2 separate regions of the Homo sapiens genome follow, and region 1 is linked to region 2. A link is a contact called in ENCODE Hi-C or POLR2A ChIA-PET data. All regions are on one chromosome and are shown on one strand. The core of a region is the stretch at or near the end of the contact, and the rest is flanking DNA. Distances in the headings are between cores, read along the strand shown.

Region 1 (6,682 bases), core at 568-3,067, 270 kb before region 2:
TTTGGCCCCACCTTTCTGGGGCCCCTGAACTTTGTCCTTAGTGCTCTGAAGAAAGCCCAGCCCTCCTTGCCAGCCACAGGGACACGTACATGCGGGGCGGCTGAGAAAAGGGTGGAAAGATGGGAGGAGGGGTAAAAAGGCTGGTGGGGGAAAGAGGGAAGAAGGGAGGAGGGGGAAGAACAAAGAAATGGGACAGGGCTGGGGTAGAGCTAGGGGTGACAAGGCAGTAGAGGGAGAGGAAGAAAGGGGAGCCAGAGATGGGGGATGGGGAGAAGGGGTGAGGTAGAAAGGAGGACAGATAAAGGGAGGAGAGACACATGAAGGAGGGGAGACAAAGAGAGAAAGGTAACAAAGAAAGATGGGTGGGGGGCTTCGTACCCTGTCTAAGTCCCACCCCATGCAGGCTGGGGGGAGGGGGGCGTAGGAATGGTTTCCACGGTGACAGCTGGTTCTTGGTGGCCTGGCATGTGGGCTATTAATAGTTCTGTGGGTAGGTTCACACCTCCCTCTCCCCTTCCCCTCTGCCTGCTGCTAGGGTGGGGGGAGATCCCTCCCCCACCACCCACTCCTGATCACCCAGCCTCCCACCATGGGAGCCAGGAAGGGCGATGCTGAGGGGCCGGGGCGGCCACCGTGGCCCAGACACATAAATGGGCATGCATGGGCACAGGCGTCTATGGGCAGCACTGCCCCCCATGCCAACACGGGCACCACAGGCAGCCACCCACACCAAGGGCCCCTGGGAGTCTGTGGTGGTGGCAGTGCTGCAGCAGCGACATGTGCCCCCATGCTGAGGGGCAGAGGCCTCTCTAGGACCGGGACTCCCTGTCCTTTCCCATACCCCCTGTTCTATTCTCAGGTATGGATTGAGCAGGGCTGCCCCACCCAACTCTCTGTTATCCTAGTGCCAGGAAGGAGAGGAGGAGTGAAGGCGGGAAGGAAGGTACTATTTGGCAGGTGTGATGTGGCAGAGGAGTACACACAGACTCAGGGCCCCAGCCTGGCAGGCATGGGGGAGACGGGAGGAGGGGAGGCGGCACCCCTTGGTGAGCTCTCACTGGGCCCCCAGGAGACAGGTTCTGGAGCTGGGGGGCAGTGACTCATCACCTAGCCACTGTGGGACCTTAGAGGCTAGAGAATGGGAGATGGGGTGGGGATCCTCATAAGGGGGAGATTGGTTACTTAAACAAAGGATCCTCCCCACCCCGCCCCAAAAGAATATAACAGGAAACCCCCCCTGCAGGTCAGAGACAGAAAGACATAAACAGCAGCCTTGACTTGGGCCAGATGCCCAGTATTAACATCAAAGACTGCTTCCCACTCGGCTCCCCCATAGCCTCACCCACCTGCTGCTCTCCTCTCCCTCCTCCTGCCCGGGCCAGCTCCAGCCAGGCATCAAGGTGGGTGCCCAGGTCTGGAGGTCTCCTCCCAGGTCACATCCATCCCCCATGACCACTGGTGGGTGGTCATGCCCACACCCATGCTGGAGAACTCAGCCCCTCCTTATCAGCCCACAGAACTTCACGCCCCCCCTGCCCAATTCCCCTCAGGAATGGAGGCAGGAGATCCAAGTAGCCAAGAAAGCAGAAGCAGGAGCACCCCCAAGCTGGGCACGGCACATTCTCCCCACCCTCCCCCAGCAGCCAGCGGGTAATTGGAGCTGGGAGCTGGGGCAGCTGAATGCTGGAGGCATGAATGTCACGGGGCCAAGGCACTTGCTGCAGATGGCACCATGGGCACAAGGCTTGGGGTCCTCCCTCCTCACTCCCTCATCTAAGGCAGTAGAAGAAGTTGCCTGCAAGCCCTGAAGAGCATGGCCTAGGAGGGGAGGGAATGGTGGAGGGGGAAAGAAAGGGAGGGATGTTCTCCCAGGCACCCCAGAGGCTGGAGCTAGCCCCTAACCAAGCAGAACTGGCAGAGGCAGAGAGAGAGAGACAGAGACAGAGACAGAGAGACAGGGACAGAAAGGGAGGAGGGAGGGAATAGGAAGGAGGGAGGAAGGGGGAGGGAAGAGAGAAAGATTGAGAGTGTGTGTGTGAGAGAGAGAGAGGGAGGGAGAGAAGGAGGGAGAGACAGAGAGGGGGAGGGGGAGAGAGAGAGGGAGAGGGAAGAGGAAGGGAGGGAGGGAGAGAGAGAGGGAGGGAGAGAGGGAGGGAGAGAGCGCGCGCGTGAATGCAGCTGAGTCTCCGGCACACACACGGACACGTGCAGACACACACACTCACCCCGCATGCGCAGAGCCACAGGGCTCTGGGTACCGTTCCAGGAGATATTCAGAGCCCTCCCCAGCCCACACATGCACAAAAACACTCTCACATGGATGCGTGCACAACACACCCACTCACTGATGTGTACAAAAATGCCGAAAGACACCAAAGCCTCGGTTCCCCTGTTTCCCCACCCCCATGCCTGGTAAAAGAGAAAAAGAAACAGGCAGCTGGGGCTCTGGGAGCCAAGAGCCGATCTCTTCTTTAGAAGAGGAAAAGAGGAGGAGGAGGAGGTGGGCCAGGGGCTTGGTCCAATCATTCTGCTCTTGGCCACTGCTGAGGGGCATGGCTGAGGCTTTGGTATCAACCTTTAATGCCCACCCCCAAAACAGCGAAGCAAGGATAGTATTTCCTGGGCACCAGTAACACCCATCTTGCTTCCCTTGTCTACCCAGCAAACTTCTGACCCTCCCTCTGGACCACCTCACGCAATGGCATACCGGAGGGAGGTCCCTATGACCCCAGCTTTGGCCTGCCAAGTGACACCAAGGTGGAACCACATGTGCCCCCACCACACACCAGCCCCAGATACTTCAGTGAGAGACTGAGAACTGTCTCTGGTTCCAGGCAGCATGTGTATGCCCCACCCTGGCATGTGCCAGGCCCTGGGAAAAAAGGAGAATCCACAGGCATTGCTCACCATGCCAGGATGCAACATGGATTGAACACAGGGGTCATCCCACCTTGTGTTATTTGCCCTCAACCTGAGTGAGACAGGAACCATTGTCTCTAGATAATGAAAACCCAGGCCCAAAGTCATACGACTAGTGAATGTCAACAGCCAGGCCTCCCAACTCCCAGCCAGTGATCTTCCCACCACGGTCATGCTTGCCTCCCTCCCCAAGAGACACAACAGTTCTCCAAAGTCCCCTAGACACCTTTGCAGCCATGAGAACTAGAGTTGGGTTTTTTGTTTTGTTTTCTGTCTGTTTTGAGAGGATGTGTGTGTGGGGGGTCTCACTCTGTTGTTCAGGCTAGAGTGCAGTGGCACAATCACAGCTCACCGCAGCCTCGACCTTCCAGGCTTAAGCGATCCTCCGGCCTCAGCCTCCCAAGTAGCTGGTAACACAGGCATGCGCCACCACACCTGGCTAACTTTTTAAAGTTGTTTTTAGAGATGGGGTCTCACTATGTTGACCAGGCTGATCATGAACTACTGGCCTCAAGTGATCCTCCCGCCTTGGCCTCCCAAAATATTGAGATTACAGGCATGAGCCACTGTGCCCAGCCGAGAACTAGAGTTGAGATTGGTTCCCACTCCAAAGGCTTCCCGTCACCCCTACAGGGTATCCTCCCATTGTCCTTCCTTCACCTTGAGGGGCAGGGCTAAATAAAAGGGGTTTGGAGAGGGGATCCTGATCACCAGACTCACAAAGGCAAAGAGGCAACCCAGGACAGATGCTGGATCTCAAAGTGCTGTGCCCACCACACTGGTCATTACTCAGTGCTTCAGTTTCTCTCTGCCACCACCTTTCACACTAAGTACCACTCCATGGAGGGCAGGGGAATCTGGTGCCTATCAGCCAGAGCTGGGTCCTGGTTGACCAATGCTGGGCTCCCAGGAGGGAGGAAGGGCACTGCCTCCTCTTTGAGCCCACACATAAGAGAGGGGACGGCTTTCCTTGTTCTCTCTCTCCCACCCCCAGAGCTCAGACCCTGAACAGAGATGCAGTGATGCCCAAAGATTTATGCAGGTGCCCCTAGCTGGTGGGGTGTGTCCCAGGCTGAGGGGCCAAGGGCTCCTTGTAAGCTGAAGGGCGAGGGTCAAAGGAGGGTGGGGCAGAGGGGCCTGCCTTGGGCTCTTTCCCATACACTCATTCCAGGCTGCAAAAATTTGTCTGGGAGGAAAAGATTACATGACGGTGAGAAGGCTGGAAATTGGAGACCCACTGCCCCAGGCCCCAGTCTCACTGATGTCTAGGAGACCCAATTCTCCACGAAGCTTCTCTAAGAAATCTGGGAGACCCCAGGCCCACAGCTTCCTTCACCCATCACAACCGCTCACATATACAGTTTGTTATGAACTAGGCACTTTTAAAAACATTTTTCCTCAAAAAAGCTAAATGAGGTAGATATGATCATCCCCAATTTACAGATGAGGCAACGGGGAAGTTAAATCGCTTGCTCAAAGTCACACATCCAGCAAGTGACAGAGCTGGGATTCAGACCTAGGCAGTCCAGGTCAATCATGGCCGTCATGATCATCACCATCATCTCTGTTCTTAGCTGTGATGGTATATCACCTGCTTGATAGATAATGCCTTGTTCTTTTTTGTTTTTCTTTTTTTTTTTTTTTTTTTTTGAGACGGAGTCTCGCTCTGTCACCCAGTCTGTAGTGCAGTGGTACAATCTCAGCTCACTGCAACCTCCACCTCCTGGGTTCAAGCGATTCTCCTGCCTCAGCCTCCTGAGTAGCTGGGATTACAGGACCCCGCCACCACACCCAGCTAAGTTTTGTATTTTTAGTAGAGATGGGGTTTCACCATCTTGGTCAGACTGGTCTTGAACTCCTGACCTCAGGTGATCTGCCTGCCTCCGCCTCCCAGTGTGCTAGGATTACGGGTGTGAGCCACTGTGCCCGGCCCAATGCCTTGTTCTTTCATCCAGCTATGTGTTCCCTGAGACCAAGCCTCAGTCTTTCCCCTCTGTAGCTGCCCTGTGGGTTCTCTGCCAAGTGCCTCCACCTCCAAATAGTCCAAGGCTAGAGGGGAGCATAGCGAGAAGTGCTTGGTGCCCCCGGGCTCGATGTCTCCTGCCTGAGTTCCCCCTCCTCAAATTCCCTCTCCAGAAGAGGTACCCCTTCTAGGCTGGAACCTGCACTCACGGGTGGGAGGGCCTCGCTTAGTACATACTTAGTCTAGGCAGCTGTGCCCTCAGAACCAGGCCCTGAGGCTGGGCAAAAAGGACACAGCTGTTGGGCATCTCTGAGGTGGGCCTCAGCTGCCAGGGGTGTGGAGAAAGGCCATTGTGAGCCCTGCAGTGGACCCAACTCAGCAGGGTCCTGCCAGCTCCCGCCACTGCCCATGGGGGCGGTTCTTTTCCAGCTTGGGCCAGTGTGGGGGGAGCCTCTTCATGGCTTGTTTAAGAGCTGCTAGCTGGCTGCAGCCTGCACCCTGAGGGTGCCCACAGAACTGGTGTCTCCAGACATGCAGGCCCGAGGGGTCAGCATGGGCAGTGGCTGACCCCCCCCCCCTTCCCCCATTCCCAGCCCCTAAAACTTGCTGGCCACAGCTGCGGCACTAAGGAAGTGCAGGAAGTCCTGAGCAGCCAGCTGAGCCCCCCGCCCCCCACCCCAACCTCAAGCTGACCCCAGAGGCTGCGCAGGGGGGGCAGAGGGGCGGAGCTTGGGTATTAACAACTGGAAAAGTATGAAGAACATTGCTGCCAGTCCCCAGCTCTGAGACAAGGACAGGGGTAGATCGGGGGTAGCAACAGGGTGAGAGAGAGTTACAGACTGGCAGAGAAACAAGGAGAGAGAGAGGGAGAATCAGACACTGCAAGACAGAGCAACAGAGAGACAGAGTTAGAGAGAAATTCCAAGTCAAAAGTACATATCACTCACACAGACACTCGCCAGCCGATGGCCTCTTAAGGAAAGCTTCCAAGTTTGGACAGGAGGGTACAGGTGGGAAAAAGGGCCAGACTCAAGGTGGGGCGCAGGAACTCAGCTGGAAGTGACTGACTGTTCCCAGGAAAGACCCAGGCAAATGACTCAGAGCAGGGGCAGTTAGACACCCCTGAGCTTTTAGGGTAGGGAGGAGAGCAGCTCTCCCCTTCCCCAACAGTCAAGAGAATCCTAGCTTCTAGAAGTCACTGGACACTGCTTTGAGCCCATGACTCGGCCCTCTGGAACCCCCCTGAACCCACTGTCTTTGCTCTTGTTTCTCTGTCCCTCTAAAAGAAAGAAAGAAAAAAAAAACAGCCCATTCCCGCACAGTGGCTGAGCCTAGAGGAAAAAGGGGAGGAGGAAGCTGAAGGGGAAAAATTTGTGATTGTGTGCATCTAAGTGTGTGCTCGGCTGCACAGGCTGCAGTTGTGTGTATCTGGGGTTGTGTGGACACGACTGTTGGTGTGGACCTGCAACTGTGGGGACCTGGGCCTTGTGAACTCATTCTGCACCTGAGTTCAGGGGACCATGTGCAAATGAGTGCACCTGTGTCTGCAGGTTCCACAGTCAATCAACTAACAAGTATTTACAGAGCAGCCCTTGTGCTAGGCTCTGCGTGGGATCCAGAGCTCTTTAAGTGATTCTCCCAGGTCTCCAAGAGCTCACTGTCTAGTAGGGTGGTATCTCAAGCGATAGAGACCAAGAACATGTCATTGGGAATGCATGCTTTACACCATTACGCAGGAACACTTTTTCATACAGCCAAATTTAATATTCTTGGGAGCAAGGGTTTTGTTGCCTACAGAAC
Region 2 (5,977 bases), core at 2,480-4,979:
GCGGGGGCTACAGCAATAAGTAGATCGTGGGAAAGTCATAGGGTCTGAGAATTAGGTAATGGGCATGCAAAATACAGGAGTGGAGAAACAGATTAGAGATTGGATACACAGATAGAACCACTGAATGATTGAATGTGGGGCCCAATCAGGAGAAAGGAAAGATGACTCTAAGGATTCTAGCCTGAGTAACTGGGAAGATACCTAGGAAGCCTTCAGAAATAGAGGACTAAAGAAAGGGAGAGAGGTTACACCTGGAGTTATATATATGGAAATTAATCATATAAGATGTTAGTCGAAGCCTTAAGAATGAATGAAATTGCCATACAAGAGGGGTGTAGAGGGAAGAAAAAAGAAGGTTAAGGACAGTATTTAGGATGCAGAGGGAAGAAAAGGGGCAAGAAGGAAGCAATCAGAAAGGCAAGGAAAGAAGGTACATTTTCATTGAAGAAATAGGAGTGCAGGGGCCGGGCACGGTGGCTCATGCCTGTAATCCCAACACTTTGGGAGGCCAAGACAGGTGGATCACCTGAAGTCAGGAGTTCGAGACCAGCCTGGCCAACATGGTAAAACCCTGTCTCTACTAAAAATACAGAAATTAGCCAGGTGTGGTGGCACGTGCCTATAGTCCCAGCTACTCGGGAGGCTGAGGCAGGAGAATCGCTTGGACCTGGGAAGCAGAGGTTGCAGTGAGCCGAGATCGCACCACTGTACTCTAGCCTGGGCAACAGAGTGAGACTCTGTCTCAAAAAAAAAAAAAAAGAAAGAAAGAAAAGACATAGGAGTGCAGAAGAACAAGGAATGGTGAGTGGTCAGTAGTGTTGAGGATTACAAAGAAGTTGGAGAGAGTGGCATACAAAAAGGCTCTGAATCTAGGAATCAGGAGATTATGGTTGGTGATATTCAAGGGAGCAGATTAAGTGAATTGTGGAGGCGGAAGCCATATTACAGAGAATTCTGAGTCCTTTTTGAGGCTGTAGAGGCAGTAAGCATAGCTTACCTATGTCTTTTTTTTTTTTTCTTGAGACGGAGTCTCACTTTGTCACCCAAGCTGGAGTGCAGTGGTGGGATCTCAGCTCACTGCAACCTCCACTTCCCAGGTTCAAGCGATTCTCCTGCCTCAGCCTCTTGAGTAGCTGGGACTATAGGCGCACACCACCACGCCTGGCTAATTTTTTTGTATTTTTAGTAGAGATGGGGTTTCACCATGTTAGTCAGGATGGTCTCGATCTCCTGACCTCATGATCCACCCGCCTCGGCCTCCCAAAGTGCTGGAATTACAGGTGTGAGCCACCGCTCCTGGACCACCTGTGTCTTAAATCTGTCTAGAAAGGAATGTTGAGGCCGAGCGCAGTGGCTCACTCCTGTAATCCCAGCAGTTTGGGAGGCCGAGGTGGGTGGATCACGAGGTCAGGAGTTCAAGACCAGCCTGGCCAAGATGGTGAAACCCCGTCTCTACTAAAAAAAAAAAATTAAAAAAATAGCCAGGTGTGGTGGTGGGCACCTGTAATCCCAGCTACTCAGGAGGCTGAGGCAGGAGAATCGCTTGAACCAGGGAGGCAGAGGTTGCAGTGAGCCGAGATCACACCACTGCTCTCCAGCCTGGGCAACAGAGTGAGACTCTGACTCAAAAAAAAAAAAAAAAGAAAGGAATGTTGAGAGAGGATGAATTTAGGTATGATGTGATGAAAGGTGAAACCAAATTGCAAAAGGAAAGGAAAAGAGGAGTTGGCACCTAGAGAGCCTGAAGACATAGAGTTGATAGATCTTGGAGACTGACTTGATGTAGAAATTGAAAGAGAAAAGGTTCCACAGTTTGATGGCTTGGAGACTGGAAGAAGGGTGATGCCATTTGTCAACATAAATAAGTCATAAATTAGAAGCAAGTTTGGGTTCAAAGATGACAAGTTTGATTTTAGACATGTTCATTAGTATTTTCTAATAGAATTTTTCTAAGTAGAACACCCCTTTTCTCTGCTTCAATAAGTCTTCCAGGGAATGGGATGAATCTCTTCATTAGAGCAGGCTAATGCCTTTCCTGGTTTTGGTGGACTGTGTTTGGAGGCTGAGTACTAAGCCTAATATCTCTCAGGAATCTCATTCATACCTTAAATTCTAATTTATTTTATTTTATTTTATCTTTTTTGAGATGGCGTCTCGCTCTGTCGCCCAGGCTGGAGTGCAGTGGTACGATCTCGGGTCACTGCAACCTCCACCTCCCAGGTTGAAGCGATTATCCTGCCTCAGCCTCCCCAGTAGCTGGGAGCCACCATGCCCAGCTAATTTTCTATATTTTTAGTGGAGACGGGGTTTTGCTATGTTGACCAGGCTGGTCTCAAACTCCTGACCTCAAGTGATCCACCTGCCTTGGCCTCCCAAAGTGCTGAGATTACAGGCATGAGCCACTATGCCCAGCCAGCAATTTATTATGGCTTACCTTGAGAAGGTAACAGAGTTGAATATTAGAATAAATTAGAATCTGGTTGGACACGGTGGCTCAGGCCTGTAATCCCAGCACTTTGGGAGGCCAAGGAGGGTGGATCACTTGAGGTCAGGAGTTCGAGACCAGCCTGGCCAACATGGCGAAACCCCGTCTTTACTAAAAACACAAAAATCAGCCAGGCATTGTGGTGCATGCCTGTAATCCCAGCTACTCGGGAGGCTGAGGCAGGAGAATCACTTGAACCTGGGAAGCAGAGGTGGCAGTGAGCTGATCGTGCCACTACACTCCAGGCTGGGCAACAGAGCAAGACTATGTCTCAAAAAATAAAATAGAATAAAATAAAAATAAGTTGCTAATCCCCAGTAACCATGCAGAGAGGTCATCCAGGTCATTCATCTAAAACTGGTAAGACTCCAAAGGCAAACCAGCAACTATGTAAGCCCAAAGGACTTCTCTAATGCCCTGTCCCTGTGTCCTTATGTCCCTGGGTCTCAAATACTGTCTTCCTTGCTCTATAGCTGACTCCTAAAGGACTAAAGCTAAGATCTGCTCTTGAGCCAGGATGGTGTCGTATTGAATTCCAGGTCAGGCCAACTAAAGCCAAAATCCTGAGGGAAAGGAGCAGCTCTCTTATGTCCTCTGTTTTCAGAAAGACTCAACACATTGATCTTACTACATTTTAAAGTTCAGTGACCATGGAGTGGCCTGAGTCTGGTCATGTTCACATTTTCTAACCAAAATGGAAAGGATCCTTTTCTGCTGGCCTTTTCTATCTGCTGTTTTTGGTTTTAAGTAGCTGAAATTTTCCGTTGAGGTTCTTTTAAACGCCTACATGCAAACTGAAGAGCACTCAAGCTTTGGTGGGATATTACCCACAGCTGGAGTGATGGAGGAAGGGAGGCAAGTACAAGCCTCAGGTGCATCCTTCTCTTAAAAAAATAAAAAATAAACACTTAAGCAAACAAATTCCACTTGAAAGCAGGGAAGACCTATCCAGAGAAAGAAGTAAACCTCTTTCCAAGTAGGAAACAGATATCATTTCTTATATAATCCAGATCCATAGGGTGGGCAAATTTGAAACATGTTGGACTTATCCTACAGCCCTACATCTTTGCTAGTCAAAGAGTGAAAAGTTGTGAACCATGAACTGTGGTAGGAAGCAGTGGAACTGTGTGGCAGCCCTGGCTCCTCTGATGGTGGTTAGGCCCTGTCTTGCTCTATTAAGCAAACACAGTTAATATAGATGAAAGGTAACCTTGATAGAAGTGAAAATTGAAACTTGGGTTGAAGGTAGCAAGCCAGGCACAGCTGCAGTTGTACTTCCTCCTATGCAGCAAGAGGAGCAACACTTACTGATGTTTTTTGGAAGGGATGTAGTTTTTTAAAATATCTTTTTTCAGACTGTTTTGGGTTTTAACATTTACACCATTGATGGGAGGGTGTGTAATACAGTTGGTAAGAACCCACTTAGGCCTTATATGTCTAGTGCATGAGGTCAAATCCAAGTAATTGATAGTTCAAGCTTAAGTTTTGCATTCTAATCACACCTCTGCCAGTAACTGGATGTGTAACCTTCGACAAATGACCAAAAACATCTCTGCTCCCAGATTTCCTCATCTGAGAAACAAGAGGGTTGGATTAGATGACCTTTAAATTCCCTTCCAGCCCTACACTCCATTGATTTGTGATTCCTCATGGGGAGGTACAACTTTTGATTTCTAAGGACCAATGGTTGAAAAAGTAAGCATTTATATAGCATATTTTATATATGCAAAATCCCTTACAAATGTTTATTATTCTTACATCAGGCAAATTTTTAGGTTTTACTAGTGTCAGTGCAAGTACATAAATTTGCCTTCTTTGTTTCTTATGTTCTTCATATTTTTCCCACGTTCTTCATATGTTCTTATGCTCTTCATGAAGAGTATTACAGCTCTTCTTTTAAATTTCATTCATTTACATTGCAGTTCTTAAGATAGTACTTGGTCAGCCAACTCACTTGAGCCAGTCCCTCCTCTCCTATCCAGTCCTATTACACAATCCTTGAGTCCTTGAGTTTAGTTCTCCCTAACTTGGGACCTAATGGTCCTTCCCCTTATTTAGATTGAGCCCCACTTACCTGTGTCGATGAAAGTGACTCCTTAGGTTATATGAAAGAATTACTTTTCCTTTTGTCTTTCTCAACACTTTTTCATTAGTACTGACAACTTCCTCTACAGTCAATGTTGTGCCTTTATCAGCTCCAAGAGAGACAGAGATAAGATGTGTTTTAGCAATTCATATACGTGGAAGGGGAAGAGGCAATGCATGGCTTAAAATTAGAAAAACTATGTTAACTAGTCAACTCTTAATCTTAATGGCTTACACTGGATGCATCTGAAGGATTCAAACAATATTTTCTCCTTGAAACCTAAGAGTACATCACCTTGCCTTTTTAACTGCAGCCACCAAAAACAGTACTAGATCTGAGAACCCTTCCTCTCCCCTAGTACTGGAGAAGAGTTGCTCAATGTTTGTTTCATGGCCACTTTGAGCAAACTTAGCTAAAATCTATTATCTGTAATTTTCTGGATAGCCTAAAACACTATCGTCTATTTTTATGTGTGTAAGTATGTGTGTTTTCCTCTGACTGTGGTTCTGAATTTAAATAACGTGCGGTCACGCTAATGGTGCTTTCTTGTTTTGTAGATGTACAGTGTTTTGTTAGCTTCGATTGGTATTTAATTGTCAGTTGTGGGTCTCTGCTGTTTGAGCTGCTTTGATAGCTTCAAGTATAGTCGTTGTTCATTTCTTGCATTTTCTTCCCTGCAGATGATTCAATGAAAGTGAAAGATGAATACAGTGAAAGAGATGAGAATGTTTTAAAGTCAGAACCCATGGGAAATGCAGAAGAGCCTGAAATCCCTTACAGCTATTCAAGAGAATATAATGAATATGAAAACATTAAGTTGGAGAGACATGTTGTCTCATTCGATAGTAGCAGGCCAACCAGTGGAAAGATGAACTGCGATGTGTGTGGATTATCCTGCATCAGCTTCAATGTCTTAATGGTTCATAAGCGAAGCCATACTGGTAAATAGTCTGCTTTTTTCATTCTTCTGAAAACTCTCCTAATGCAGCCACGTGAGAAATGAAGTGGTGGAATTTGGAACTTTTGGTTACTTTCATTGATTTTTGCTATAATGCTGATGTATCTCTCTCTCTGCATTGCTGTTCACTCAGTGCTTTTTATTCCTGCCTCACCATGCATTTGGCAAACATATTGCAAATGCTATGAATAAAAAAAGACTGTAGAGAGCACAGTGTTCTAGGTCAGCCAAATACTTTTTCTTCAGTTTCTAAGTAGGAGTTGAATTGTGTGATTTGCTTCTTAGCCATCTTTTGTATATTTTTGCATAACATTTTTAATAAGAGCAGATCTTCTTATTGTATTGGGTTCAAATTTGGTAAATGAAAGGACATAGTTTTTATTTCCAGCTTAAAATAATGTATCTTCAGACAATAAACAGGTAGTCTATAGAAATGCATACAAACACA

Evidence for each region. A loop is a pair of places that touch in the nucleus more often than their neighbours do. ChIA-PET counts read pairs that join two places held with the same protein, here RNA polymerase II (POLR2A). Pooled maps may share reads with other maps.
Region 1: a loop to region 2 is called in a pooled map, with 1.9 times the contacts of the local background. The contact joins two enhancer-like sites. A Hi-C loop is called at or near these places in 1 of 50 pooled maps. POLR2A ChIA-PET finds 5 or more read pairs at or near these places in 2 of 52 experiments (GM10248 and activated naive CD8-positive, alpha-beta T cell).

Annotation. Positions count from the first base shown.
Region 1 is chr17:40,064,551-40,071,232 of GRCh38, reverse strand. All of the region lies in intron 1 of THRA (thyroid hormone receptor alpha), which reads right to left. Among named protein-coding and RNA genes, the nearest start is that of THRA, 4.9 kb to the right of the region's middle. RefSeq lists an enhancer at 1-335. Within about 2 kb of position 1,817, at least 30 of the 41 ENCODE cell types and tissues checked have a DNase peak (open chromatin) inside an H3K27ac peak, as active enhancers do.
Region 2 is chr17:39,792,208-39,798,184 of GRCh38, reverse strand. It overlaps IKZF3 (IKAROS family zinc finger 3), which reads left to right. Exons shown (of 8, transcript NM_012481.5): 4 at 5,252-5,512. Among named protein-coding and RNA genes, the nearest start is that of GRB7, 57 kb to the right of the region's middle. RefSeq lists an enhancer at 5,205-5,334. Within about 2 kb of position 3,729, at least 7 of the 41 ENCODE cell types and tissues checked have a DNase peak (open chromatin) inside an H3K27ac peak, as active enhancers do.